Linked DNA regions of Homo sapiens: all the other regions are linked to region 7. Evidence: chromatin contacts called from ENCODE Hi-C or POLR2A ChIA-PET data. All regions are on one chromosome and are shown on one strand. The core of a region is the stretch at or near the end of the contact, and the rest is flanking DNA. Distances in the headings are between cores, read along the strand shown.

Evidence for each region. A loop is a pair of places that touch in the nucleus more often than their neighbours do. ChIA-PET counts read pairs that join two places held with the same protein, here RNA polymerase II (POLR2A). Pooled maps may share reads with other maps.
Region 1: a pooled map shows a loop between it and region 7 (7-fold over the local background). The contact joins the promoter of SNHG32 here to the promoter of RNF5 in region 7. A Hi-C loop is called at or near these places in 2 of 168 maps with a recorded cell type or tissue (K562 and sigmoid colon), 2 of 37 single-sample maps with no recorded cell type and 11 of 50 pooled maps. POLR2A ChIA-PET finds 5 or more read pairs at or near these places in 7 of 52 experiments (GM10248, HEK293, HEK293T and 4 more).
Region 2: a loop to region 7 is called in a map of CD8-positive, alpha-beta T cell, with 22 times the contacts of the local background. The contact joins the promoter of NEU1 here to the promoter of RNF5 in region 7. A Hi-C loop is called at or near these places in 1 of 168 maps with a recorded cell type or tissue (CD8-positive, alpha-beta T cell), 5 of 37 single-sample maps with no recorded cell type and 11 of 50 pooled maps. POLR2A ChIA-PET finds 5 or more read pairs at or near these places in 2 of 52 experiments (PC-9 and WTC11).
Region 3: a map of gastrocnemius medialis shows a loop between it and region 7 (4-fold over the local background). The contact joins the promoter of EHMT2 here to the promoter of RNF5 in region 7. A Hi-C loop is called at or near these places in 5 of 168 maps with a recorded cell type or tissue (CD4-positive, alpha-beta memory T cell, aorta, gastrocnemius medialis and 2 more), 15 of 37 single-sample maps with no recorded cell type and 21 of 50 pooled maps. POLR2A ChIA-PET finds 5 or more read pairs at or near these places in 7 of 52 experiments (A549, BJ, H1 and 4 more).
Region 4: a loop to region 7 is called in a map of naive thymus-derived CD4-positive, alpha-beta T cell, with 5 times the contacts of the local background. The contact joins the promoter of MSH5-SAPCD1 here to the promoter of RNF5 in region 7. A Hi-C loop is called at or near these places in 3 of 168 maps with a recorded cell type or tissue (aorta, naive thymus-derived CD4-positive, alpha-beta T cell and ovary), 17 of 37 single-sample maps with no recorded cell type and 23 of 50 pooled maps. POLR2A ChIA-PET finds 5 or more read pairs at or near these places in 7 of 52 experiments (A673, CD8-positive, alpha-beta memory T cell, Caco-2 and 3 more).
Region 5: a pooled map shows a loop between it and region 7 (5-fold over the local background). The contact joins the promoter of VARS1 here to the promoter of RNF5 in region 7. A Hi-C loop is called at or near these places in 1 of 37 single-sample maps with no recorded cell type and 6 of 50 pooled maps. POLR2A ChIA-PET finds 5 or more read pairs at or near these places in 4 of 52 experiments (A673, CD8-positive, alpha-beta memory T cell, OCI-LY7 and 1 more).
Region 6: a loop to region 7 is called in a map of CD8-positive, alpha-beta T cell, with 8 times the contacts of the local background. The contact joins the promoter of ABHD16A here to the promoter of RNF5 in region 7. A Hi-C loop is called at or near these places in 1 of 168 maps with a recorded cell type or tissue (CD8-positive, alpha-beta T cell), 1 of 37 single-sample maps with no recorded cell type and 8 of 50 pooled maps. POLR2A ChIA-PET finds 5 or more read pairs at or near these places in 2 of 52 experiments (CD8-positive, alpha-beta memory T cell and activated CD8-positive, alpha-beta memory T cell).

What each region holds. Positions count from the first base shown.
Region 1 is chr6:31,833,664-31,837,565 of GRCh38, forward strand. It overlaps SNHG32 (small nucleolar RNA host gene 32), which reads left to right and starts at 1,253. Exons shown (of 4, transcript NR_160953.1): 1 at 1,253-1,537; 2 at 1,748-1,788; 3 at 3,573-3,772. It overlaps SNORD48 (small nucleolar RNA, C/D box 48), which reads left to right and starts at 1,600; the gene lies at 1,600-1,663. SNORD52 (small nucleolar RNA, C/D box 52) reads left to right here and starts at 3,413; the gene lies at 3,413-3,476. RefSeq lists an enhancer at 390-1,088.
Region 2 is chr6:31,860,758-31,864,174 of GRCh38, forward strand. NEU1 (neuraminidase 1) reads right to left here and starts at 2,064. Exons shown (of 6, transcript NM_000434.4): 1 at 1,861-2,064; 2 at 1,242-1,434; 3 at 431-693. The coding sequence starts at 2,019. SLC44A4 (solute carrier family 44 member 4) reads right to left here. Exons shown (of 21, transcript NM_025257.3): 21 at 2,435-2,991. The coding sequence ends at 2,870. RefSeq lists enhancers at 2,245-2,870, 2,871-3,417.
Region 3 is chr6:31,895,500-31,899,521 of GRCh38, forward strand. EHMT2 (euchromatic histone lysine methyltransferase 2) reads right to left here and starts at 2,199. Exons shown (of 28, transcript NM_006709.5): 1 at 2,137-2,199; 2 at 1,424-1,490; 3 at 1,107-1,325; 4 at 764-1,017. The coding sequence starts at 2,178. It also overlaps a transcript of C2 not described here. RefSeq lists enhancers at 1,342-2,038, 2,122-2,716.
Region 4 is chr6:31,737,672-31,741,197 of GRCh38, forward strand. It overlaps MSH5-SAPCD1 (MSH5-SAPCD1 readthrough (NMD candidate)), which reads left to right and starts at 2,277. Exons shown (of 29, transcript NR_037846.1): 1 at 2,277-2,391; 2 at 2,783-2,942; 3 at 3,492-3,526. It overlaps MSH5 (mutS homolog 5), which reads left to right and starts at 2,334. Exons shown (of 25, transcript NM_172166.4): 1 at 2,334-2,391; 2 at 2,783-2,942; 3 at 3,492-3,526. The coding sequence starts at 2,796. RefSeq lists enhancers at 1,776-2,406, 2,407-3,038 and a silencer at 2,818-3,036.
Region 5 is chr6:31,793,592-31,797,453 of GRCh38, forward strand. It overlaps VARS1 (valyl-tRNA synthetase 1), which reads right to left and starts at 2,161. Exons shown (of 30, transcript NM_006295.3): 1 at 1,955-2,161; 2 at 1,240-1,659. The coding sequence starts at 1,626. It overlaps LSM2 (LSM2 homolog, U6 small nuclear RNA and mRNA degradation associated), which reads right to left. Exons shown (of 5, transcript NM_021177.5): 5 at 3,805-3,862. RefSeq lists an enhancer at 1,759-2,613.
Region 6 is chr6:31,701,500-31,705,461 of GRCh38, forward strand. It overlaps ABHD16A (abhydrolase domain containing 16A, phospholipase), which reads right to left and starts at 1,825. Exons shown (of 20, transcript NM_021160.3): 1 at 1,651-1,825; 2 at 575-631. The coding sequence starts at 1,782.
Region 7 is chr6:32,175,913-32,179,654 of GRCh38, forward strand. RNF5 (ring finger protein 5) reads left to right here and starts at 2,493. Exons shown (of 6, transcript NM_006913.4): 1 at 2,493-2,739; 2 at 3,629-3,647; 3 at 3,739-3,742. The coding sequence starts at 2,600. AGPAT1 (1-acylglycerol-3-phosphate O-acyltransferase 1) reads right to left here and starts at 172. Exons shown (of 7, transcript NM_006411.4): 1 at 1-172. RefSeq lists an enhancer at 2,253-2,781.

The DNA.
Region 1 (3,902 bases), core at 3-2,502, 340 kb before region 7:
TGGCTTACATGGTGAAACCCTGACTCTACTAAAAATATAAAAATTAGCCAGGCATGGTTGTGTGCACCTGTAATCCTTGCTACTTCGGAGGCTGAGGCAGGAAAATCGCTTGAACCGAGGAAGCGGAGGTTGCAGTGAGCCGAGATCCCGCCACTGCTCTCCAGCCTGGGCAACAGAGTCAGACTCCGTCTCAAAAAAGAAAAAGATACCAACACACACAACACACATCACCAAACATCATACGCGTTTATAAATGGGGGCGATAGGAAAGGGTCCAGAAAGGATTTGAAATGACTTATGAGTTTCAATAATTTTTTTTTTTTTGAGACAGAGTCTCGCCCTGTCGCCCAGGCTGGAGTGCAGTGGCGCAATCTCGGCTCACTGCAAGCTCGGCGTCCTGGGTTCACGCCATTTTCCTGCCTCAGCCTCCCGAGTAGCTGGGACTACAGGCGCCGCCACCACACTCTGCTAATTTTTTTTTAGTAGAGACGGGGTTTCACCGTGTTAGCCAGGATGGTCTCGATCTCCTGACCTCGTGATCCACCTGCCTCGGCCTCTCAAAGTGCTGGGATTACAGGCGTGAGCCACCGCGCCCGGCCTAATTTTTAAATAAATAGAGACGGGGGTTGGGTGTCACTATTTGCCCAGGCTGGTCCCGAACTCCGGGCCTCAAATGATCCTCTGCCTGGGCCTGTCCAAAGTGTTGAGATTACAGGCGTGACCTATTACGTCCGACCTGCCTTTTGGGTTTTTGGTTTTTGTTTTGTTTTGTTTAATTGAAGGTTAGGGTGCCTGACAGTCTGCGGGATCGAACTGGGAGGCAAATTCAGATTTCGCTGGGGGAACGGAGTGCGAAGTGTCAGGGTAGCTGGACGCTAAACTGGCGCAGCTGCGCGCGCCCGCGCGCGCGCGGGAAGAGTCCCAGGGTCATTAACGGACCATGGGCTGCTGGGAAACGGCTTAGGAGCAGCACCCGGCTGGCGCTGGCCGGCCGGCGCCGGGGACTTTCTTCCGCCTGGCCAGACAGATCCCTGTTTTTTGTTTTTCAAAATTCAGAAAGCATCTCCGAATATTTGCCCAGAGGAGTGTGAAACATACTTTCCTGGTCTTTCTTTCACTTTGTTTTATTTCTGTGTGGACAAACAATGGGGAAAATGCCGCGCGTCTAGCCAGGCAGATAAGAAAACAACTATACCCGTCAGGCCCCCAACCCGGCGCCGCCATAAATGGCCCCGGCCTCGCCATTTTAGTTCTTTTTGCGAAGTGGGCTCGTGGGTTGGCAGTATGAGAGTTGTAATGGCCCGACTGTTGAGTGAGGGGGAGCAGGGGATCCCAACGGCTTGCGCTGCCTTTGCGCAGCAGCCGGCGGGCGGCCACGTCGCGGCCTGGCTGGGGTAGGAGAGGGCGGTCCCCAGTGCAGTTGGGTGAACTACCGTTGCACACTGGAGTTTCTGGTGTCTTTGCTTGGAACTGACCTAGCTCGTGGCAGGGGGAACTCGGCTAGCGGCCCCACAGCCCCTGCTGACTCAAAACAACTGTGAGTGGGGTTGGGCGAGTGATTGCAAAATGGGGGTGGCGGTCGCCCGGGGATAGGAAGGGAGTGATGATGACCCCAGGTAACTCTTGAGTGTGTCGCTGATGCCATCACCGCAGCGCTCTGACCGCCCCCTCGGTCCAGCATTTCTCAGGCTCAACGAGTTCATGGCCAAGATTCCTAATCTTTTGTTCTGTTTCATTTCCCCGTTAGGAGTTGTAAGACGTTCATCGCCGTGTTATCCTTGAGTAAAGGTGAGTATTAGGTGCGAGAGCCTTTTGAATGCCTCTTCGGAAAGCTTTGTTCCCAAGCAAGCTTTCGTTCATGGGCATTATGCGCCTCCCTGCCCTTTTTTTTTTTTTTTTTTTTGAGACAGTCTCGCCTTGTCACCCAGGCTGAAGTGCGGTGGCACGATCTCACTGCAACCTGCGCCTTCTGGGATCAAGCGATTCTCCTGCCTCAGCCTCCCGATTAGCTGGGATTACAGGCGCATGCCACCAAGCCTGGCTAATTTTTTGTATTTTTTAATAGATAAGGGGTTTCACTGTGTTAGCCAGGATGGTCTCGATCTGCTGACCTCGTGATCCGCCCCTCTCGGCCTCCCAAAGTGCTGGGATTACAGGCGTGAGCCACCGCGCCCGGCCTTTTTTTTTTTTTTTTTTTAAGACAGCCTCCCTGTCACCCTGGCTGGAATGCAGTGGCAAGAACACAATTCAGTGCGGCCTTCAACTCCCGGGTTTAACCGATTCTCCCACCTTAGCCAATTTTTTCCTTTTTTTTTTTTTTTTTTTGAGATGGAGTCTTGATCTTGTTGCCCGGGCTGGCAATGGTACGATCTCCCTGCAACCTCTGCCTCCCGGGTTCAATCGATTGTCCTGCCTCAGCCTGCCGATTAGCTGGGACTACAGGCCCGCGCCACCACACTCGGCTAATTTTTCTGTTTTTAGTAGAAGGGGTTTCACCATGTTGGCCAGGATGGTCTCCATCTCCTGACCTCGTGAGCCGCTGTGCCCGGCCACTTTTTCTTTTTTGAGCTATAATCCATGTACCACAGGTGGTGACTTCCATTTGTTTGTTTTTGCTATTTTGTTTTTGAGACAGGGCGCAATGCCAGGATCTCCCTGCAACATCCACCGTCAGGGCTCAAGTGGTCTTTCCACCTCAGCTTCCTGGGACTGCAGGCACGTGCTACCACCACGCCTGGCTAATTTTTAGTTTTTTTACAGAAGCGGGCTTTTGCCATGTTGTCCAGGCTGGTCTCTACTCCTGGGCTCAAGCAGTCCTCCTGCCTCAGTCTCCCAAAGTGCTGGAATTACAGGGGTGAGTTGCTGCGTCTGGTGTTGGTGACTTTCTAGAGATTACTTTTTGGTTTACATCATTTTCCTTGTGACTATTTTTACTTTTTTGGGGGGCGGGGGGACAGTCTTACTCTTTTTAGTTTACATCATTTTCCTTGTGACTATTCTATTTTTACTTTTTTAGGGGGCGGGGGGACATGAGTCTCACTCATGTTGGTCAGGCTGGTCTCAAACTCCTGACCTCAGTTGATCCACGCCCTTCGGCCTCCCAAAGTGCCGGGATTACAGGCGTGAGCCACTTTGCCCGGCCTGTATTTTTACGTTTTAATAAATCCCCGTATTTTTGTTAAAGGCTGGGTAACCTGACTCCTCCCCTCATTTCTACTGCAAAATAGGAGTACACTGGGGCCTCCCAGTGGAGCTGTTCTCTGCTGTTTTAAATTACTTTCTACTCCTCCCTTTCTAACGTCCACTCCTGGACTCATTTGTTAGATCAATATATACTGGGACTGTTGTGTTTTCTTTGAGTGTACTAGATCTCTTTCCAGAAGAGCTTCCCTTGATCCAGATCTCCCTAATTGGGAATGATGATTTCACAGACTAGAGTCTCCGATGCTGGTCATGATGTCAAAACTAAGTTCTGACTCATTTAGGGAACTGGATACTTGGGTCTCCAGAAGGGCCAATGGGAGGGCCATAATTCTGTTTATTTTCAAATTGTCTTGTTTTCACCTTGTTAGAATGAACTCTGGAAGCCCAGCCAGGGACAATGCACCTTCACAGAGATTCTGCACTAATCTGAGTGAAGGTCTAAGGTTTGGAATCTCCCCCTCATGGAGAGAAGCTTTGTATGGCTGTCATGCTTAGACAGTGATTCCTGCAACTTGACCTTCAGGCTGGGAGAGGTGGAGAGCCATGCCTGTTCTCCTTCCTTGCTATGGTGAGTATCTTTTGTTTTGGCTCTCAGTGGGAGTGGTAATGATGATCTGGTTGGACAAGAGTCTCTGAGCTTTTCTCTGAGGATCTTTGAACCCACCTGATCCACCTTCATCCTGCCGGCAATCTCCTGT
Region 2 (3,417 bases), core at 814-3,313, 320 kb before region 7:
TCAGATCCCATAAATACACACCCTGTTTGAATTAAGAAGCTCTCCCAGGGTGTACAGCTGGACATGTGCACCAGGGGCCCAGCCACAGGGTGCATGAGAGCTTAAACCCAACCTGTGCTCACTCGCCAAGCTGTGCACCCTGGCACAGGCTTGTGTCTGTCCAAAGAGGCAGTGCCTTTTTCTACTTTGCATGAGGGTATTGCATGGACTAACGCAGTCCTGTTGACAATGCCAAATGGGAAGCCAATGGCAGAGTTCCCTCTTCTCCTGATAATGTGTTCCTACCAGGATGCCCTGTCTTTCAAGGAATCCCACCCAAGCCAGAAAATCTGACTTCAGAGAATCTTCCCCTTGGAAAGGAGTCCATTTGGGGGTATCCCTCAGACTCTCCACAAGGCAGCCCCCTCCACCTATCTCCTAGGACAGAGACCTGAATACCAGAGCCCGGTCCAGGGGCAAACACTTCAGTGCCAATATCCAGGGAGAGATTCCGGGGTGTGCTCCAGGAAACACCATCATCCTTGCTCCATACCAACATGGTAGAGGCCACCTGGCAGCCGGCCTTGTGAGCACAAAGGGAGTAGAAAAGAAATACTACTCCTGTCTCAACATCGCTCACTACTGCCCCAAGGTTCAGCCCATCGGGGACATCCCCATCATTGACAATGAACGCTGTAGGAGACCATGTGCTGCCTGAAAAAAATTGGAGGAAGAAACCCAGAGTGAGCACTCTGCAGGTACCCTTTCTACCACTTCCCGTTAATTTCCCACCTTCTGCTAGGGACCTCAGGCCTTCCGATGGTCCCAGGGTGCAATCCAACACTTGCACTATCTATACCTCTTGTCCTGTTTTATTTTTCTCCATTGCATTTATCACCTTGCAACAGACAAAAAAGTTTACTTGTTTATTATGCTTGTCTGTCTCCTTCCAGTACAATTTAAATCCTGAGGGCAGAGATTTTTGATCTGTTTTGTTCGTGGCTATATTCATGAAACCTAAAATAGTGCCTGGTATAGGTATATAGTACCCAATAAATGTTTGCTAAGTGAATGTCCAACTCCTTGGTGATCCCAATTTCCAGATCACTGTCCTAGACACTTGCCCTTCTCGGGTTCCCTCTACCCCTCAGGGACTCAGGCAACCAACCCTCTAAGTTCCCCTATCCTCAGGGCCCTTGGGCTCATTGGGCTGCCCACCCATCCAACCTAGCACCGGCTCTTTCACCCAGACATCTTTATACCCTGGTCCATGGACCTCCGCAGGGCGATGAACTTGGCCCCCTCATCGGATGAGGACATTTTCCTCGCCTCAGCAAAGGCGAGAAGAGTGCCCCGCGGAGTGGCTGTGATGAGCGGGATGCGGAAGGTGTCCACTGAGCCGATCTGTCTCCCGCTCACCCACAGCAGTTGCTCCATGGTCACCAGCGGCTGCACCTGTCATGGGAGGAGGAAGGGTCAACAAAGACAAACTTGTCTTGGGGGTTTTAGGAACCCACGTTCCGATGGGAGAGGGAGGATCTAATGGGGATCCCGAGTAGGGGATGGGGTCCCAGAACAAGAAAGAGGAACACGAAGGGGAGTTTGGAGCGAAGCTGGAGGCTCGGAGCAGGGGAGGGTCTACGAAAGGAGAAGGCGCCTTCAGGGAGGGAAGGGGACCCCAAAAGAGGAAGGGGCTCGAATGAGGAGAAGGACGGGGACCCGGAGAGGGAGAGGGGCTGGGAGCGGTAGGAGGAAACGGGGTCTGGGAGAAAGAAAAGGGTCCTGTCGCGGAAAGTCGGCTCAGCCGCCCGCGTTCCGGGGGACACTAGGTGTCGATCACCTGCGCGGGTCGGGGATGGGGCTATGCAAAGGGTGACTCACCAGACCGAAGTCGTTCTCAGCCTTGGACCAGGAGGCTGCCAGAGACAGCAGCAGGAAGATCGCGGCAAACACCCAAACCCTACAGCCTCCCCAGAAGCCCAGAATCCGCGGCCCCCAGCGTCTGTCCGGGAGCGCCGTGCTGGGTCGCTCCCCAGTCATCTCTCCCCGCAGCTGCCGCGACCCTGGCAGCTAGACTCCACAGAGTCGGGAGTCAGCTGACCCGGACCCTTTAAAGCGCAGATGTCACCCTTAAGCCCGCCCCGGTCTGGAGGCCCCGCCGCGCTTCCCGGACTCTAATTGGTCTTCAAGTAGCTCATCTCCTCCCACGTGATCACGCAGCATCTCGAAGCTTGCCCTTCCGATTGGCCCTCTTGGAGGCCCTCTTGGAGGCCCGGAGCGCGTGACCCGAACGGGAAGCGGACTGGCTGGGGTGAAGAAGGGACTGGCACCATCCTTATTGGGCTTTTTGATTGGCCGCGGCACCAGGACACGTCACAGGGGCGGGGCCGATTTTAAAGAGCCGGGCGCGGAAAAAAAAAGGCCGCCTGTCGTCGTGGAGAGAATGAGTCACAGATTTACTGAGTTAACAAAATATCTTTAATAAAATCTTTTTGTTTGTTTGTTTTGTTTTGGAGACAGAGTCTGTCACCCAGGTTGGAGTGCAGTGGCGCGATCTCGGCTCACTGCAACCTCTGCCTCCCGGGTTCAAGCGATTCTCCTGCCTCAGCCTCCCGAGTAGCTGGGATGACAGGTGCATGCCACCACTCTCGGCTAATTTTTGTATTTTTAATAGAGACGGAGGTTTCACCATGTTGGCCAGGCTGGTCTCGAACTCCTGACTCAGGTGATCCGCCCGCCTCAGCCTCTCAAAGTGTTGGATTACAGGCGTGAGCCACGGCGCCTGGCCTAAAACCTTTTTTTACCACAAAATGGAGACCTGTAAGGCGAAGTGAGGTTGGATGGCTGGACGGTGGGGGTGGGGTGCAGTCCTGGATCAGGGCCGGAGCTGTCACTTCTTCCTCTTCTTGTTGTCCGGGGGCGCCTCGTTCTTCTTGCCCAGAATCTTTAGAAGGCTCTTGGACATGTAGTAGGGCCGGTCCAGGGAGCCGTTGTTCCGCTCCAGGTCTTCCACTGAGCCGCAACAGAGACCGGTTAGAGCGGACCCTGGGGCCAGGAAATCGGGGACTGGGAGGCAAGCTGCCTGCGGGATTTGGAATCCAAGCTGCACCACCACCCTTACCCCCGGGCAGGTTATGTAATCTCAGTTTCCTCCTGTGAAGTGGGGTCGGGAATATTATGTTGCATAGAGCGATGATAAGAATTAGCGGAAAAAATGCATGTCAGTCGCTTAGGAGGAGACTGGCAAACCCTGAATGGATGCATGCTGTAGAGTAAGAAAATCCCCTGCCGCTACAGCCACCTGCTGGGAAGTCTCTCTAATGGCTCTTTTTTTTTTTTAATCTTTTTTCTTTGTTTTGAGACGGAGTCTTGCTGTCGCCCAAGCTGAAGTGCAGTAGCGCAATCTCGGCTCGCTGCAACCTCCGCCTCCTGAGTTCA
Region 3 (4,022 bases), core at 949-3,448, 280 kb before region 7:
AAAACCTACTTGTGGGCTGGTTGTGGTGGCTTGCACCTGTAATCCCAGCACTTTGCGAGGTCAAGGCAGGAAGATTGCTGAAGCCCAGCAGTTTGAGACCAGCCTGGGCAACATAGTGAAACTGTCTTCAAAAACAAAACAAAACAAACAAAAAAACCCCTACTTATAACTGCTGCTAATCAGAGTGTATTTTCACGGCAACTTGAATCTTTGCTCCTAAAGGCTGTCCTCAAAACCTGACCAAATATACTTTACTTAATGTTAAGTTTGCCTCAGTTTTTTCCTTTAGGTCAACAATAGGTATGACCCAAGAACCCTAGAACTTGGTCATAAAGCTTCTGGTGCCCTTGTCACTTCCCTCCTCTATTATTTCTGTGGCCCTCATCTCCTTTCCCACTGGGATTCCCAGGAAAAACTTTACAAATAGAGCAGTGACAGATGAGTTCCCCAAGGGCTTGCTTTGAGGTAGAAAGGAAGAGTGGTTTGAAATTCCCTTACCTTGTCATTATCATAAGAGTAATTAAGACATTAACTATATAATTGACTCTTTAACATCAAACTTTCACCACCCAAGAATGTAAACTGCAGGAAGAGAGGAACCTGTCTGTTGGTTCACAGATCAAGCACAGCCTAATATTTGACACACAGCAGCCCCTTGCTTAAATATGTGAATGAGTAAATGGAGTAGAAGCCTTAAGTGAAACTGTAAAAGAGCTCACCAAAGGTTTATGGTTGATTATCCCATCTCTCCCATCCCACTCACCTGTCCATTTCCTGGTTTGGACATGGTTTTGCGGGCTCGGTGGACCTTGGGCTGTCCCTCTGGGCTCGTGGTGGCTGGAGGGGGTTCAGACCCTGCTGCTGCAGCTCCCTGGGCTCCTGGCATACTCAGTAGCCTCATAGCCAAACTCTGGACAGATGGAGGTGATTTTCCCGCCCCTGTCATTGACATCTTGGCCCGGCTAGGACAGGAACCCCCCTTGCTGGGGGAAGAGGGGAATGACTTTGTGGCATGGCCTAGAAAACAGGCAAGCAAAAGGCAAGATAAGAAAGAAGGCAAGAGTCAGAAATTTCCCACCAACCCCCCAGGCTACCCAGCCTCTCACCCAGCAGGATCCGGCCCCCACGGAGGTCCCCATCTCCCTCAAGATTCTCAGATTCATCCCCAATGAGTGGTGTAGCCCCTACAGGGGTGTCAGCCCCCTCATCACCAACAGTGACAGTGACAGAGGCTGGAGATGAGGGGCCAGCAGGCTCCAGGGAGTCGGGGGTGGCCTTGGGCAGGGTTTCTTCACTACGAGGGGTGTCCCCCAAAGAGCCATGAACTGTAGAGGAAGAGAAAAAGTTCAGAGCTAAGGGCTCAGGAGATCCTGTGTTTAGGGAAGGTGACGGTCCAATTGGGGCCCGTTTTAGCTGCACTCACCTCTCTCGGTGGCTCCTCTGGTTTCCTTCTCCAGCAGCAGCGCCCCCATCTCAGCGGGGGCCTCCCCCTGGGAGGGGAGACAAGGGACAGGAGGGCTGGTCAGCCCAGTAGAGAGTTGGGGGGTCCAGGATGCCTGGGCCCTGGGAAGAGAGAGTAGGCTCCGGGGCCTACCTCTTCCTCTGTGGGGCCCCCCCCTTCCGCGGCCTCGGCTGCCCGGAGGGGCCGCACGACCCCTCCCCCGGGCCCGCATCAACCCCCTCCCTCTCGGTAGACCCCGCATCTCTGGGGCCGAGAGAAGAGGAGGGGGAGGGGGCGGGGCCTCCGCGCCCCGGCCCCGCCCCCTCCTCCCGGCTGCACGCGCCGCTCCCCCTTTGTCCCCCAGGCCGCGGGGACCCCGGGCACCAACCCCTCCAGCACCCGCTGCCCCCCAGCCCGGTGGACGGCCCCTCGTGCCCCTCACGCGTGCTCCTGGGGCCCCGGCGCCCGTCGCCCACTCAGGGGCAGCCGGCGGCTGCACGCGCGCCTCCGTGCCCACTCCCCCCACCTCCCACACCCTGGTCCCCTCATCCGCCCCCGGTGCTGGCCCCCTGGATTGCTGCAAGTCCCGCCCGGGCCCCCCGGCCCCGTTGCACCCCCGGAGCATTGCACGGGCGCGCGCTTCCCCCGGGCGCGCGCGCGGGCATGCACCCGCCTCTCCCCCTCCCCTTCCGCACCTCGGCGGCCGCCGCCGCTGCAGCTCCCGCCGCCGCCGCCATCGCCGCTTGCGCTGGGGGCCGAGCCGGCGCGCGGCCGCCCCGGGTCACGTGGGCGAGGGAGGGAGGGCGAGGAGGAGCCTTAAAGGAGCCGCTACATGCTTTTTGGCCATTTTCCCCTGAGAGCGGCCTCGGAGATGGCTGTGACTGTCCTAAGCTGGGAGCTGCAAGGGAGAATTCCTGTCATTCCTGGCCTCAGTTCTGCAGGGACCGAGGGCGAGACACGCCTGGGCCCAGGTGTGGCGTCTCTGTCCCCATCTGGTTTTAGGTAACAAGCGGAGCTTCTGAACTTCTCGGCTCTCGGCAGCGGCTGTATTTCCTCTGGCCTGGTTGGGCTTTTCCCGCCTCTGGTTGCTTTTCTGCCTTTCTAGTTTTTGGGTTACCAGATAGAAGGCTTGGCCTCAGTTTTGGCCTCGCCTTTTTGCTCTTTCTAACGAGCACGAAGGGGCGATAGGGACGCGGAGGACACCTTTATTCTTGGCTGGTTCTAGCATGCTGCTTCATGTCCCCTGGAGCAGCGTGCCCTTCTGAAAACCTGTGGCTAAATGTCTCTTCTGTTTATATCAGGCGTGTTACACCTTCACACGCACTAGGGATCCAGGTAAGCCCAGCGGCCCGAACGTCATTACTGACTGGTGACACTGCAGTAAGTAAACCTTTTTTGCCGAACACTTCATAAGCACAGTCAGGTACTCCGTGGGTCATAGCCCAGCGGACAATTTAAGTATAAATGATATACACCAAGATAGACAATCTCGATAGCTGTATTTAGGGTACCATCCCTTTAGGTATTACGTTTTGGTCGAGTTTGGAAAAGATCTGTATGATTTCACACGCAGTATTTGACACAGGCAGGTGGGGCACCTGAGGCCAATTAAAGGCCTTCTGGGAACTGTAGTTCTCTTTGGTTAACTATTCCAGAGCTTTCTGGGAATTGTAGTTTTCCCTGCACCTTAATCCAAACTTAGCTTTTTTTTTTTTTTTTTAGCTTTCCTGAAGACATGACCTATTTACCCCAGACAAAATATGACCAAACAGACTCCTGCTTACAATTTCCGTGGGCAGGTTGGCCACCTGTAGCTCATCCCTAGCACTGATCCTAAGTCCCTCAAATAGAGTTCATGTGCATCCCCACGACTGCCAATCACTTGTACTGTGAGGTACCTGGCTAAGTGTTGAGATTGCAGAACTGGTGGAGGGCTGGGGGTGGGGACTTGGGGGAGTCCCTGACCAGAGGAGCTCACTTGTCACACTCCTCTCCCATGTTTAGGGCTGGGCTCCTTCAGGCAAGGGATATGCAGAGTTGTGACCTCTAGGTATTAAGAACGCAGCATCACAGGGAGAGGCTGTCTAGGGCAGGATAGTCATGTACACGCAGTTGCCAGAGTGTAAAGGAAAAAAAAAAGTTTTTTTTTGTTTTTTATTTTGTGGAAAACAAAAGCAGAAAAACTAAAACCCCAAACTCCAGAAAAAATCCTAAAAAATATGTTTTTTCTTAAAAAATACTGTATGTCTCTACTCCTCTCCCTCCCTCCCAACAGCCCTTCTTGTGTTCTTTCTTTTCTAAGTGCCCTATCCCCCCCACCCCCATGACTATCCATTGTTTCTTGCTATTGTACCCCCACTTCCCAATATCTACCCAGGATGCGCACCCCACGTTCTCTTACCTGGCGTCTTACTTTGTTCTCCCTCAAATTTCAGCAAGCCTCATACTCGCAGTCTCATTTCCCCAGCATGCAAGAACTGTCTCCCACTTCCTTTTCTGGGACTCAGTAATCTTTTCCCCTTACCACTCCCTCACCCCAGGTCTATTCTAAGCAGGAGCATGTCCTCCTGCCAAATTCCCT
Region 4 (3,526 bases), core at 1,027-3,526, 440 kb before region 7:
TGGGATTATCATGGCCCGATCCTGAAGTATGTGTATAGGGGGTGGGGTAGGGGTGTTGTTAGCTGGTCCTGTCATGGGGATAAAGAAAGATCAGACAGAATAGTGGGAGTAGAGTCCTTGGGGACACCTAAATAAATAAGCAGGGAGGACATAGGAGGAGCAGCTCTCTCTCCAGTAACCTTGATTTCTATTAAACCTTTATGACCTGCTGAAAAAATAAACCCAGAATTCCAGCCTCCATATCCTGAATTTCTCTCCTGTCCAACCATCCCTTCTCTATCCTCCTCATCACCCTCTGTCCAACAAAAGACCTACAGTTCCAGAAAACCATGGTGGAGTGCAAGAACACAGAACTAAAACAGAGCTTGAAACTTAAAGAAAGGGAGAGACTTGGGGGAGGAGTGGGGTGGAGTGACGTGATGTGCTGCTGGAAACCAGCAGTTGGTGGTTTCCTCTTGTGCTTCCTCTTCTGTGGGTTTTCTCCTGCTTGTGGGAGGGCCTTTTTCTCTCCTCCCGACAGAAAGGCTATCTTTGGTGTTCGTTCCCTTGAACTGTAACATCCTGTAAGGGTATGATTCCATGCCTCTGTGTGGGTGTGAATTCCCTCATGGTGACCCTCAAAATCTGCACACAGGACCCCTTCCCATTGAGGGGAGGGGATCAAAACAACTCTACTTCTCAGGGTCCTCTCCTGTTCCAACTGGTCTGTGTCCAAGAGAAGCCTTAGGTAAATGGGGCCAGCTTGAAGATCAAACAGGTTTGGCAGCCTCTCCCGGCCTCTCTTTTCTCTCCTACAGCTTTATAGCTACAGCTGCCTTGATATCAATATTGACTTTGGCTGGCTGGCATGACTACCCACAGGGTATCGTGCCTTAATTTACCAGGTGACAGGCAACGCTGCCCTCTCCTGGAACCATCCAGCAGAGCCAGGGCTGTACCCCCAAATCCTGCAACAGAGGTTTCCCTCCATCTCACCTCCCTGTCCCTGCATTTCTCCTATCTCAGTAGCTCCTCTTTCCCTCTCTGGGCTTCTCTTTCCACTCCCTCCCCTTCCTGGGCTTGGTAAACTAGTCCCTAATCTCTTCACACCCCAGATTGGAAGGTGGGTCCCTCCCTGACACTCCCCAGAGCTGTCACCAACCTCCTCCAAGTTTCTATAGCTCCATTGCTCAACAGATTTGCCAGGGGTAACCATTAACCCAGCCCTTAACTCTGTTCCCCCACCTTTCTTGCTGGAGGGGATTTTCCAATTACTGGTTAGCACAGCTAGGTCATCTCACCCCCACCATCTTTCCTAACTTCTTGGGTTGGGGGGCTGGGGAGGAATCTCCCCATCTCAGGGTACTAGGAACAAAGCTGGGGAGGATGGTGCATTTAAAGGGATTATATATATATATATATATATTTTTTTTCTTTCTCCCTCATAACCCCACCCCCGCAACACACACACACACACACACACACACACACACACACACAGACGCACAAATAAGCTTTATGGAGCAGTGACTTCATTATGTTCACCGCTTTGAGTCCAACCCCTGGCCCAAAATAGGCACTAAATAGTTGCCGAATGCATGAATGATAGATACCTCTCTGTCTTCAGGGGTGTGTAGAAGTGCGAAGGGGTATGGGCATGTCCCAGTAGGGGTGTGAGTGTTCTGATCAGAACTACTTCTCTCTGCCAGAATTTGATGTAATTCGAATGCTTCCACCTCTGCTTGAAGGGTTTAAATAATAAATTAGGCCCTGTCGTGCCATTATGGGGGTGGTCATACCCTGTACCCAGGAAACAGGCACGGTAGGGCTGAGACAGAAGTCCTGCTTGTTTCCGCTTATTTATTTGAAACACCGCTCATTTAGGTCTTACTTTGTTTGCCAGGCACTGTTCTAAGCTCTGTATAAATATTAACTCAGAGGGTACAAATATTAACTTAAGAGTTGTTGCAGGAAAAAAAATAAGCGCCTCTGGCTCTTTAAGTTTGGCCTCCCCCTCAAAACCCCCGCAACGGTCCCAAACCCCTTCCAGGGACTGGGACTACGGACCCTGGTCCGACCTTCTCGCGGGCTTCCCACTGCGCCAATCAAATCCCAGAAACAGTGAGTGCTAGAGGCCCGGCTGCTAAGCAACGGCAGAGGGCGGGAAGTTTGAACGTTCTGGACCCGCCCCGAAGGCAAATAGGCCAATCAGCGTCCAGACTCTTCAGCTACGGCAGTCCGCTTCTCCTCCTCGCCCTGTCGGATCTCTAGGCTGGATCCGGGCCTCTCCAATCAACAGCGGTTAGGAGGGCGGGGCGCGTGCGCGCGCACCTCGCTCACGCGCCGGCGCGCTCCTTTTGCAGGCTCGTGGCGGTCGGTCAGCGGGGCGTTCTCCCACCTGTAGCGACTCAGGTTACTGAAAAGGCGGGAAAACGCTGCGATGGCGGCAGCTGGGGGAGGAGGAAGATAAGCGCGTGAGGCTGGGGTCCTGGCGCGTGGTTGGCAGAGGCAGAGACATAAGACGTGCACGACTCGCCCCACAGGGCCCTCAGACCCCTTCCTTCCAAAGGGTAACCTCCGCGTGACAGGAATGAGGGTGGGGCGCGTGGAGTTTCCCACAATCTGTACTTTAGTTAAATACCCGAGAATTCACCTCCTGTGTCCACAGCTCTCCACGCCCCTCAGCCCTGCCCCGCAGCCCTGTAGCAGAAGTACTTAGTGCTTTGCATTCTGCGCGCCACCCTACCCCGGCCTCCTCTGTGAATCGTTGCTTCCGAACCGCCCTCACTTTTTGCATCCGCAGAGCCTCCAAGCTCATGGCCTCCTTAGGAGCGAACCCAAGGAGGACACCGCAGGGACCGAGACCTGGGGCGGCCTCCTCCGGCTTCCCCAGCCCGGCCCCAGTGCCGGGCCCCAGGGAGGCCGAGGAGGAGGAAGTCGAGGAGGAGGAGGAGCTGGCCGAGGTCTCTGAGGGGAGTAGAAACTTGAATGGAGAGTTGATGGGAAGTTAGAATAAAAGAGGGTTGGGAGCCGGGCGCGGTGGCTCACACCTGTAATCTTAGCACTTTGGGAGACTGAGGCGGGCGGATCACCTGAGCTCAGGAGTTGGAGACCAGCCTGGGCAACATGGCGAAACCCCGTCTCTACTAAAAATATAAAAATTAGCCGAGCGTGGTGGCACGTGCCTGTTATCCCAGCTACTGGGAAGGCTGAGGCAGGAGAATCACTGTAACTCGGGAGGCGGAGGTTGCAATGAGCTGAGATTGCTCCACTGCACTTCAGCCTGGGCGACAGAGCAAGACTCCGTCTCAAAGAAAGAAAGAAAAAAAAAACAGGGTTGGGAAGAGCTGGGCAAGTCTCTTACCTCCTGAGTGGCTGTTTCACATTCACTAAATGGGGGTGATGATGCCTATCTCAGAGATTTGAGAAAATGATTAAATTATATAAGACATGGTAAACCCTACACTTATGAGTGATTCTAATAGTGATTTCCTTTCTTCCTTGCTGGACAGATCCATCTGTGTGTGCTGTGGAATTCAGGATACTT
Region 5 (3,862 bases), core at 911-3,410, 380 kb before region 7:
AGTAAAGATTATATGAGGCATCTCAATAACTGCCAGGTTCAGAACATCAATAAATATGTATTAAGTACTTCTCCAGGGAATGAGAGGAAAACACGAACAGATGGACAGAACCCTGACCTGGTAGAGTTAACATTCTTGTAGGGGAACAACAAATGAGCAAATATAAAATGAAGTGCCCTATTTTTCTTAACTCCTATGAAGAAAAATAAAGCAGAATGAGGGGAACAGGGGCCAGGCGTGGTGGCTCACACCTATAATCTCAGCACTTTGGGAGGCCGAGGCGAGCAGACCATCTGAGGTTAGGAGTTCGAGACCAGCCTGGTCAACATGACAAAACCCCATCTCTACTAAAAATACAAAAAATTAGCCGGACAAGGTGGTGGGCGCCTGTAATCCCAGCTACTCAGAAGGCTGAGGCAGGAGAATCGCTTGAGCAGTGAGCTGAGATCGCACCATCGCACCGTGGCACTCCAGCCTGGGCAACAGAAGGAGATTCTGTCTCAAAAAAAAAAAAAAAAAAGAAAAGAAAAGAAATAAAAGAGGGGAACAAACAGGGAATTCCAGAAGAGAGGGACTCTATTTTATTTGTTTGTTTGGACAGACATTCTGAATGCAAGGACTCTATTGTAGATAGGGTGATCACAATATGAGGGAGCAAGTCAGGGTCTGCCACATTCATTCATCCATTCAAGAAATACTAATTTTCCATCATGTGCTCAATACCATGCAAGGAGGCAGAGTTGAAAGTACACCAAGGCACAGGTCTCCTTTGGAAGGACTGATAGTTACAATCTGGCAGGGTTATCTCTCCTCTCACTTACCTTCCTCATTTCATTTCTCTTTTATCTCCTCCCAGCAATTGTCATCTCTCCCTCACCCAGTCTTTTCCTACAATTCAAATAACTTCTATCCTCATCAATTTCAGACTCATCAAACTTTTACTAAGAGACTTTAAAAGTGCCTGGCACTAAACTATGTGCTCTGCGCACATCTTTTAATCCTATTAACTCAGTGAGGCAAGCATTACATCAACTTGCCTGCGTGTTCATAGACATAGGAAGACCAAGACACAGCGGGTCTATGAAACGTGCCCAGGGTTACCATACCAGTTGGCAATCTGGGATTTGATCACTCTTTTCCCACATCTGATGTACTACCTTCTTGTCTCATTGTCCATTCCAGTCCTCGCTTCCCTCCTCTGAATTTCTCCCCTCCCCCTCTTCTGTACAACCCCCTCACCTGGGGGTCCTGGGCCGAGCTTCGGAGTCCCAGGGCCGGCAGCGTTGCTCCACAGGCAGCTGGTATTAACTCCGTGTCGGCGTAACTGACCCACTGTTGGACAAGGACAGCCGCCCGGCTGCCCCCTGGGCCCCCCAGGCCTGCTGGCCACAGCAGCTGGGCCACAGCCGTGGCCCCCCACACCCAGAGCCCACCGGGCCCCTGCTCCAGGGCCGGCAGGCGGGGTGGGGGAAAGGGAGTCCTGCTAGTCGGGGGTGGCTGGAGACAGATGCGGGGGTGGGCTCCTCCCCATCCGGGACCCTCCCCAGCCTCCCCATAGCGAGCGGCTATGAGGGCTCGGAGGCTGGGGAAGGCATCTGGGTGAGGGGAGACGTAGAGGGTGGACATAGTTATGAGAAGGTCCGAACGAAGTGGAAAAACCTAAGGAGAAAGAGAGACAGGGGAAGACTGCGGGATCGAGGTGGGTCCTATGTTTGAGTAGAGAGGGGACCCTCACGGGAGCTCCTTCGCCGCAGACACCCGAGTCCCATAGGACTGAGGGTCTGACCAGGCAGGCTGTCAGGAGCCGAGGACCTGGCTCTCAGAGGGGCAGTGTCAGTGGGGAGTTCCTGGGGAAGAGGAACTATCCACCATCGCGGGGCTTCGGGGAGTGTGGAAGGCTCTCAGGAGCGGGTCGGCGTCTGGTTGGATGCGGGTTCGAGCCGCGTGTACGTACTGGAGGGAGATGGTCAGACTGGGCCGGGAATCCACCTCACAGCCAGGCGCCGGCCGCGGCTGGACCGGCCGAGCGGCCCGGGCGGAGGAGTCGAGCGGGCAGAGACGGTGGGCGGCTCTCCAGGTGACCCTAGTTCCCTAAGATCGCCGCCCCGGCAGCCGGCGCCCACGTGTTCCCCCCTTTGTGACAGGGAGCGTTTCCGGGCCTGCGGGTCCTGGCGGGGGCGGCCGTGCCCCGCCTGCGAGTGCGCGCCCGCCGTGTCCGACACTGCCCCGGGGGCCGCGCGGCTCGCCGCCCGCCGGTCTCACGAGGAACAGCGCGGGGCGCGGGGCGCTGGGCGCGGACGCAGGACGAGAGGACACCCCTGAGCACGACGCTCCCGTCAGGCGCCGCCACGGGCACCTTGTGCGGGTCCTCGGCCGGGTGGCGAGGGCGGCGCCCAGCGGGCAGCTAGGGAACTGGCCCAAGAGGGTCGGCCGGCCCTGCCGGTGGAGGGCGTTCCCCACCCGGTAGCGGGGAGGTGCCCAGCAGGGAGCCGCCTGATGAGGACCGAAGGGGAGGTCCATTTGCCGAGGCCCTGGCGTCCAGCTTCCTCTTTGAGCCTCATCTCCTCATGTATGAAAAAAGGGTGACGGCCGGGCGCAGTGGCTCACGCCTATAATCCCAGCACTTTGGGAGGCCGAGGTGGGCGGATCACCTGAGGTCAGAAGTTCAAGACTAGCCTGGCCAAGGTGGTGAAAGCCCGTCTCACGCCTGTAATCCCAGCACTCTGGGAGGCCAGGGCGGGTGGATCACCAGGTCAGGAGTTCAAGACCAGCCAGGCCAAGATGGTGAAACCCCGTCTCTACTAAAAATACAAAAATTAGCCAGGTGTGGTGGCAGGCGCCTGTAATCCCAGCTACCCCGGAGCCTGAGGCAGGGAATTGCTTGAACCCTGGAGGTTGAGGTTGCAGTGAACTGAGATCGTGCCACTGCACTCCAGCCTGGCGACAGAGCTGCAGTATTTGTAAAAATACAAAAATTAGCCAGGCGTGGTGGCACACACCTGTAAGCCCAGCTACTTGGGAAGCTGAGGCAAGAAGATCACTTGAACCTGGGAGGCGGAGATTGCAGAGCTAAGATCACACCACTGCAGTCCAGCCTGGGTGACAAAGTGAGACTCCATCTCAAAAAAAAAAAAAAAAAAAAAAAATTAGCCGGGCATGGTGGTGGGCATCTGTAATCCCAGCTACTCAGGAGCTGTGGCAGGAGAATCGCTTGAACCGGGAGGCGGAGGTTGCAGTGAGCCAGACCAAGCCAGTGCACTCCACCCTGGGCAACAGAGTGAGACTCCCGTCTCAAAAACAAAAAGGAGGGTCACACTAGATGGTCTCTAAGGGTCCCTTAAGGCTGAGAAGTCTCATCTGTATCATGAACTCATATTTGCTGAATGAGTGAATGAAGTTTAGTAATTCCCAGTCACAACTTTTCTCTAAAATATAAATTACATCACTTGTATTTATCTTCTATACATATTCAGAAAACATGAACTGATTTGGTTGGATTGGTGAAGTCTGGTAGCATGAAATGTATCTTATGACACTATCACATTAATGGAAGGACAGCAAGCACTCCAGTTGCAGGTATGGTATAAGCAAAAGGCCACAGGGAGAACATACAGGTAGGGACATGTTGGGGAAACATGGTGTAGAGCAACTGTATTATATGCTTTATACCAAGGAGAGTAGTGGGAAGCTGAGTTGGATTCTTGGCTGGGTTAACGCAGAGTAACAGGGGCTTGGATGAATTCGACATCCTTTTCCATGTCCCAGCCCCCTGCCCAACACATAGTAACAGAACCAAAACACAAATTTGCATCATAAATTTTATTCCCGATGCGGGACAGATTCCTTCCATCCCCAAATGAAT
Region 6 (3,962 bases), core at 575-3,074, 480 kb before region 7:
TTGAAAAGTAGTGTGTCAATGTAATGGAGGCTGGGAAAATTTGGTACAGGCTCTATTTTCTTCCTCTGGAATTATGGAAGAATTATGTCTTCCATCTCCAGACATAATTCCATCACATTTAAAGGCAGTCTCTCTGTCTACTCAAGTTAATCAAGCCTTTTCAATTGGCCCTGCTCAGGACAGCCCCTGGCCTGGTCCCCAAGAGATGCGCAAACGTCACCACAGGAACTGTGCCAGAAAGAACAGCTGTCCCTGCAGCCAAAGAGGTTAGTTGCCAGGGAGGACAGGTCACTGGGGAACTGCAGGACTTAGCACCTGCAGATGGTCCCAAGAGTAAACATGTTTTCCTTACGGCTCAGGTTGCCCCCAGAGAAAGCAGTGCTACATACCAAAGGGGAGTGCCAAGTATGCACATTTAGAGTGTGCCTGTGTGTCTGTGTTGGAGAGGTCTGCTGCAGAGCCCAGGGCATCCCCCAACCCCAGGGCACTGTTGCTCCCAAGTTAGGGAGGGCTAAGTTCAAGAGGACAGGTGGGTCTGAAAGATGCAGAGTCCCAGATGCCAGGGTAGACATACCAGTGCCAGGATGCTGTCAGCATGTTTCTCCAGGGCACGGGGCTGATAGTACGTATCCTGCCAAAACAGATGGCCTCCTTAAGGACCCTGCCCACTGGCAGGTCCTTTCCCTTCCCTTTCAGAAGCCCTGCTGTGTGTCCTCTGGTTCTAGTCTCGTTGACTATCTCTCTTGAAACATCCCTGGCCCCCACAGAAACTCCTCTTCCTCACCCTCACTCTGAACCTAATTTCCCACCCCTGACCATGGGAACAAACACAGGGAGCTGGATTTGGAAGCAAAAGTGAAAGCAGCATTGGACGATTTTTGCTCCTTTTCCACAGCCTAGTTTCAAATGGATTGCAGGCGCGTGCATGTGGGGAGAAGGGTTAGTTTGAGAAGAAAGAAAAGACACCTAGACAATCTAAGAAGGAAAGAAAAGCATCAGAAATAAGAGTAGTTGACTAAGAAGAGAATGTGGGTAGGAGCGGGCAGTTTGTAGGAGACAGTAACACAATGAGACAACTGATAAAAAGGAAGAGAATATTTAGAACAGCCTACCACCACCCGCCAGCTCTCCAGAATACAATGACTCGGGTCTCCAGGCTAGGTTGGGCGGGGGTTGAGGGGAGGACCGACGGATACAGGATCTGTAAAAGTCATTCTGAAATTCAAGGCGAGGGTAAAGGGAAGATAAAAACAGAGCCGGGGGAGGCATGAAGAGGCACTGAAGAAGAGGAAACTGGGAGTCTGACAGCAAAATTCAACGGCTCCCCAGTCCGCGCAGGGTCTCTTCCCGGGACTCAAGACTCAACTGGGACCGGCACGAACCACGACACACAGGGTCGGGGGGACGCGGAGAGGAAAGAACAAAGAGTGGCAGTCGGAATGAGAAAGCGGTAAAGAGCGAAAAAGAAAGGAGGCGGCCAGTCCGTAGGCGTGACTTTAACTCAGGAAGCACACAGAGCGCAGATTTTGCGGATAACTGGCTTGACAAGCAGGCTCCCCTTATTTCCCATTATGGGCACTTCTGGGGAGCAAAAGGCCGTAAAGGGTTTGGACTGTACCACGTTCTTCGGTGGGGAGGAACTCGACTCACCCAGGAGCTGGAATGGGGGGCAGTGACTGCCGTTGGCGTCTCAGGGACGCTGGCCGGGGCCCTTTCAGAGTCCCTCTCCCGGTAGATTTTGTAGAGCCGGGGGCCTAGGACGCAGCTCAGCAGCTTCGCCATGGCCCCGGCTCGGGCCGCTGCTCTTCCAGCAGCAGGTCCCCCTGCCGGCCCCGCCCTCCCTGCCTCTGAGGTGTTGTGTGCCCTTGACGTCAGCCCGTACCGGCTCCGCCTCCGGGCGAGTTGCGACATTTTCAGTGCTTCCTGAGAAGAGTTTCGCGCAGTTGGAGCTACGGGTACAGCAGTGGTCCGAAACTAGTGGAAGACCACTAGAACGCGGAGAATCAGAAAATTACCGGGCATGGTTCAATAATTTTTTTCTGTCTCATTATTGGCAGACTCTAGAGCGACAGCGGAAACGAGGGGTGAGATTAGGAGTACTTGATAAGAGTAACCGAAAACATAAGGTGTCTAGGAATGTATCTAGTACAAGAAATGCAAGGTTTTATGAAGAAAACTATAAAAAGTTATTGAAAAGGCAAACTGGCCCGGCCCGGCGCAGTGGCTCACGCCTGTAGTCCTAGCACTTTGGGAGGCCGAGGCGGGGGGATCACTTGAGGCCAGGAGTTCGAGACCAGCCTGGCCAACATGGTGAAACCCCATCTCTACTAAAAATACAAAAATTAGCCTGGCATGGGTGGTGCGCGCCTGTAATCCCAGCTACTCGGGAGGCCGAGACGCGAGAATCGCTTGAACGCGGGAGGCAGAGGTTGCAGTGAGCCGAGATCTTCCCACTGCACTTCAGCCTTGGTGACAGAGCAAGACTCTGTCTCTAAATAAATAAATAAAGGTAAACTGGCCCAGCGCGGTGGCTCACGCCTGTAATTCCAACACTTTGGGTGGCCGAGGGATGATTGCTTGCGTCCAGGAGTTCCAGGCCATGGCTCATGCCTGTAATTCCAACACTTGGGGTGGCTGAGAGAGGATTGCTTGCGCCCTGGAGTTCCAAGCCAGCCCAGGCAACATAGTGAGACCCCATCTCTACACAAAATACCAAGGGGGAAAAAAAAAAGACCTAGCAGGGTGTGGTGGTGCCCACCTGTAGTCCCAGCTACTTGGGAGGCCAAGGTGGGAGGGTCGCTTGAGCCCGGGAGTTTGAGATCGCTCCATGCACTCCAGCCTGGGTGACAGAGCCAGACCCTGCCTCAAAATAATAACAATAATAATTGAAAAAATAAAAAAAGAAAGAGGTAAACGAAAAGCTTTTCAATAAATGGAAAGCTACACCATGGTCCTGGATACGAAAATTCAGCACAGTAAGATATGCGGAATATTTGTAAAAAGAAAATAAATGAATCATTACTGTTATGCATGAACTGGATCTTAAAACCATGATGCTGAGTGAAAATAGAAAGCCACAGAAGAATGTATACGTGATACTAGTATATTAGATTCAAAAACACATAAAATTTAATGATAAAGCAAGTGGAGAAGAAAGAGAAAATTCAGAATTGTGGTTACACAGCATAGAGGATCTCTGACTGAAACGGAATATTCTTTTTTTCTGTTTTTTTTTTTTTTTTTTTTTGAGACAGGGTCTAGCTCTTTCACCCAGGCTGGAGCACAGTGGCACAATCACGGCTCACTGCCCTGATCCTCCACCTGCTGGGCTCAACCATCTTTCTGCCTCAACCTCCTGAGTAGCTGGGACTATAGGCCCACACCACCATACTCGGCTAATTTTACAAGGTCTCACCATGTTGCCCAGGCTGGTCTCGAACTCCTGGGCTCAAGTGAACCTCCTGCTTTGGCCTCACAGAGTGCTGGGATTACAGGCATGAGCCACTGTGCCTGGCCTGGAATATTCTATTTCTTTTTCTTTTTTTTTTTTCGAGACCGAGTTTCGCTCTTATTGCCCAGGCTGGAGTGCAATGGCCCGATCTCGGCTCACCACAACCTCTGCCTCTGGGGTTCAAGCGATTCTCCTGCCTCAGCCTCCCAAGTAGCTGAGATTACAGGCATGTACCACCATGCCCTGCTAATTTTTTTATTTTTAGTAGAGATGGGGTTTCTCCATGTTGGTCAGGCTGGTCTTGAACTCCTGACCTCAGGTGATCCGCCTGTCTCATCCTCCCAAAGTGGTGGGATTACAGGCATGAGCAACCGAGTCCGGCCTGGAATATTCTATTTATTTATTTATTTATTTATTTATTATTTATTTATTTTTTTGAGACGGAGTCTCGCTCTGTCACCAGGCTGGAGTATAGTGGCATGATCTCTGCTCACCGCAGCCTCTGCCTCCT
Region 7 (3,742 bases), core at 1,243-3,742:
GGTGCCAAGGGGGCGACGGGATTTGGGGGTGTCCTAGCCCCGGCCGATGGAGGGGAGGTGGGAGTGGGAGGTTGGGCCCATAGCGGTAGGAATGGTGGGGGGCTGTCCCCCCAGCACCCTCCCTCCCTCCCTTTCTGCTGTCTCTCTGAGGGCTGGGGCTGCTGCCGCCGCTATTCCCCCGCCACCCCTCCCCAACGCCTGCTGGTTTCCGGGGCCGGCCAGGAAGTGGAGGGCGGTGATGGGCAGCCTGTTTTGCCAATCGTCTCCCAGAAACTCTGGCATCTCCTCCCCACATCTACCAGTGTCCTCTTGCGAGCCCCGCCCCAGGGCTCTCCCTCGGTCTTTGCCCCCATCTCTGGCTCCAGCTGCATCTTTTTTTTCTCTAACTCCCTTTCAGCTCTGGATCCCCTGGTGCTGTATTCCTCCTTCCGCACATTCCTTCCTTTATTCTCCATCAGCTCTCTTTTAACTGCCACTTTTACTTGGTCTCTTTTTTTCTCAACTCCGGTTATCTGCTGCTTATTCCCCCCAACTATTCTTAAGGACCCCTTTTCCCGTACCCATTCAATTCTAAACATTTATCAAGCATCTACCTACCATATGACAAGCATTAAGTTCACCTCTCTTCTTTTTCTCTCCAGGACTCCATCTCACTCCATCTCACTCTCCAGTCCTCTGGTCTGGTTTCCTTTGCCCTTTGTCCCTCACTATCTCCCAGCAGTCCAGCTCCCCCCTCCACCTGCCTTCTCTGGCCTTTAAAGAGAAGAGATCTCTTTGGCCTTATCCCTGACCCTTTCCTTTTCCATGCTCTTTTACCTCTGTACCTTTTCTTTCCTACTTCCTTCGTATCAGTCTCCTTACTTGCCCAAGCTGAGACAACCCCTTCTCACAACATACAATATGGGTACATCTTTTCTTCCAATGGAAATTTGGCTTCAGGGGTGCTTTCTAGAAAAATAAAAAGTGAGGAAGAATGCCGATTCCTCTGGAATGCGCGTGCCTCCTTAATTTGGTAGCCATGTATCTAGTTTTCCACCCCCTCTTCTCTTCCTCCACTCCCATTATCCCTTTACTAGGATCATTCCATCACTTCACTCTCCTTCATTTCCACCTTTCCCTCTCAATATCTTCCTTCCTAAACCTCAAGCTTCCTGAATCCTCATCTGCCCCAGTCCTTCTTTACGCAACTGCTAACTTCTCATCTTTCCTTACTCTTGAGTCACATGGGATCTTTTATCAAGGTCCCCCCTCTAGCCACACCTTTACCCTGCATTAGTTTACATGCCCTCGGGAAGAGGATTGGTAGTGGGAGGACTGTTACCTAATTCTGCTCCTTTAGTCACAGTGAGGGTCAGTGATTGTAGGAAAAGCCCAAACTCCCCGGGGTCCAACCTGGGAAGAAGACCCTATTTCTGATGGGCAAATTATAAAGAGGAAAGGGCGGGTCTAGCCTCCGCGGGTCTCCTTAAAAGGGGCGGGCTTTGTCCCTTTTGCACCACTCACAAAGGGGTTGAGCCCAGAGCTTTCCTGCTCTGAAGGTTTAAAACGGAGTTGAAGTCAATCCTGTTCTACTCTGTGTACAACATTAAGAAAGGGGTGGGCCTTTAGTTCAGTTTTGCTCTGTAAATCACCTAATATGGGGAGGGCTGAGTCGTCCAGCCGAATGAGTTGGGTTAACACCAGCGCCGCAGATCGATGTTCCCACTATCCAAACGTCGGGCTAATCCCAGTTCTGCTCCCTTAACTAAAAGGGAGGGGCAGACCCAAGTTCTGCTCTCTACGTCACCAAAGGAGGTTGGAGCCATTTTGAACCCTGCGACCCTAGTGTTTTCCCTCTTTTCCTAGCTCTTCGCCGTCTTTCCCGATGTCGGCCAATCAGGGGAAAAGGAAAAGGCCCAATCAGCAGAAAGTCCACAGCTGAAGGACCCGGATGAAGCGAGCCTAGGACTTTGAAGTGCAAGCCTCGCCAATTGTAGAGCAGTCACCATGGCGACAAGATAGGGGTGAAGAGGTGGAAAAAGAGAAGGTTAAACCCTCACAGGATTGGCCCACCCCCGTCCCGCCGCGTGCTGCGCAGGCGCGTTTTACCTAACCACCATTTTCCGTCAAGTTTTAGCCAATGAGTTGATTTGGAGCCATACGCTCCAAAGTCCAATAGCAATCCGGACATTCTCTAAAAGAGGAAGCGAAGGAAAGAAAGGGGCTTATAGTGGGCGAGGTCTATAGGTAGTCCCGAGCAAATTGCTTATGGCTTTGGTTATGACTGACAACTACTCAGACGAATAAAGCCCTCCTTGGCCAGGCGACAGCGTGTAGCGAGTTATTACCAATCCCTTGGCATTGCACATTGACTTAGACCGTATCAGCCAATAGCCATTGTGCGAAGGCAGGACTGCACTAACCTTTTCCCGCCCCTACCCTTTGGGCCAATCCTTTCTTTTGAATTCTTTGTGACTGGCAGGCATTCAGACCAATAGTGATTAGGAAACCTTGAAGCCTGCCCAACGATCGTGGGCAGGAGGTGGTTTCTGGTTTGTTGGGGCGTGTGTATGTGTATTTGGGGGGACTGAAGGGTACGTGGGGCGAAACAAAACCGGCCATGGCAGCAGCGGAGGAGGAGGACGGGGGCCCCGAAGGGCCAAATCGCGAGCGGGGCGGGGCGGGCGCGACCTTCGAATGTAATATATGTTTGGAGACTGCTCGGGAAGCTGTGGTCAGTGTGTGTGGCCACCTGTACTGGTGAGAATCGAGGAGGGGGGCGGGAGGTGGTGGGTCTCGCTTATATACTGGAGAGGCTAGGAGCGAATAATCATACAGTCATACAGATAATCGGAGGGCACGTTCCCATAGGTGAAGCCCGACAGGAGACATAAGACTTTGCTGGTATGTGTGGGTGGGAGTATAACGGTCGAGATCTGTGGAAAGAAAGGTCTTAGGAACCAGGAGCTGAGGCACGTGATGTGCTGAGAAGAGAAGGTGGGGCGGGGAGTGGCAGGACAATGTGAGACCCGAGCCACCTTACCCCAGAGAAGTGAGGGGTCTTAGCTGTGCAGGTGGAAACAAGTGAGACACAAAGGTTAAGGGAGGCACGCATCAGTTGAGTCGGGGAGAACCAGGAAATATGGATCACATTCAGATGAGATCTGGGAGGGGGCTGGTATAAGGGCACTGTGGAGAGGCAGACTTGAAAGGTTAAAGGGTCATAAAGATAGGGACATTATTGAGCTTGAAAGTGAGTAATGGGGGAATGTGCTAGTAAAGGGGTTTGGTTTGGAGTGATGGGGTTGGGGTTGAAAAGAGGAGACCCAGAAAGAGGTGGCTGAAGGAAATTAGAAATTAACTTGAAAGGCAGAAAAGAGAGGGCACGAAAATTTGTATGTGTTTGTTGGGGAGAGGAGAAAGGAGAGGGTTGAGTGTGTTGAGGATGGACAGAGCTTTAGGTGTTGGAAGATCAGACAAGCAGGAAGGCTAACTAAGTTGGCTGGCATGGTAGAGGTTGCAGAAAATCTGAAAAGCAACAGCAGGTTGCTTGGGAAGAGGGGTTAGATGGGATTCTGCGAAGTCTAGGGTCTGTGTCTCTCTTTTCTGTAGCTAGTTTGACCTTTTTTTTTTTTTCTCCCCCATCCAGTTGGCCATGTCTTCATCAGGTGCGTACTCAGGAGATGAAGAGGGAAATGGGGAGGTCTGAGGAGCTGTAAGACCCTCTTGTATACTGGAAACCACCTTTTTTCTCCCCAGTGGC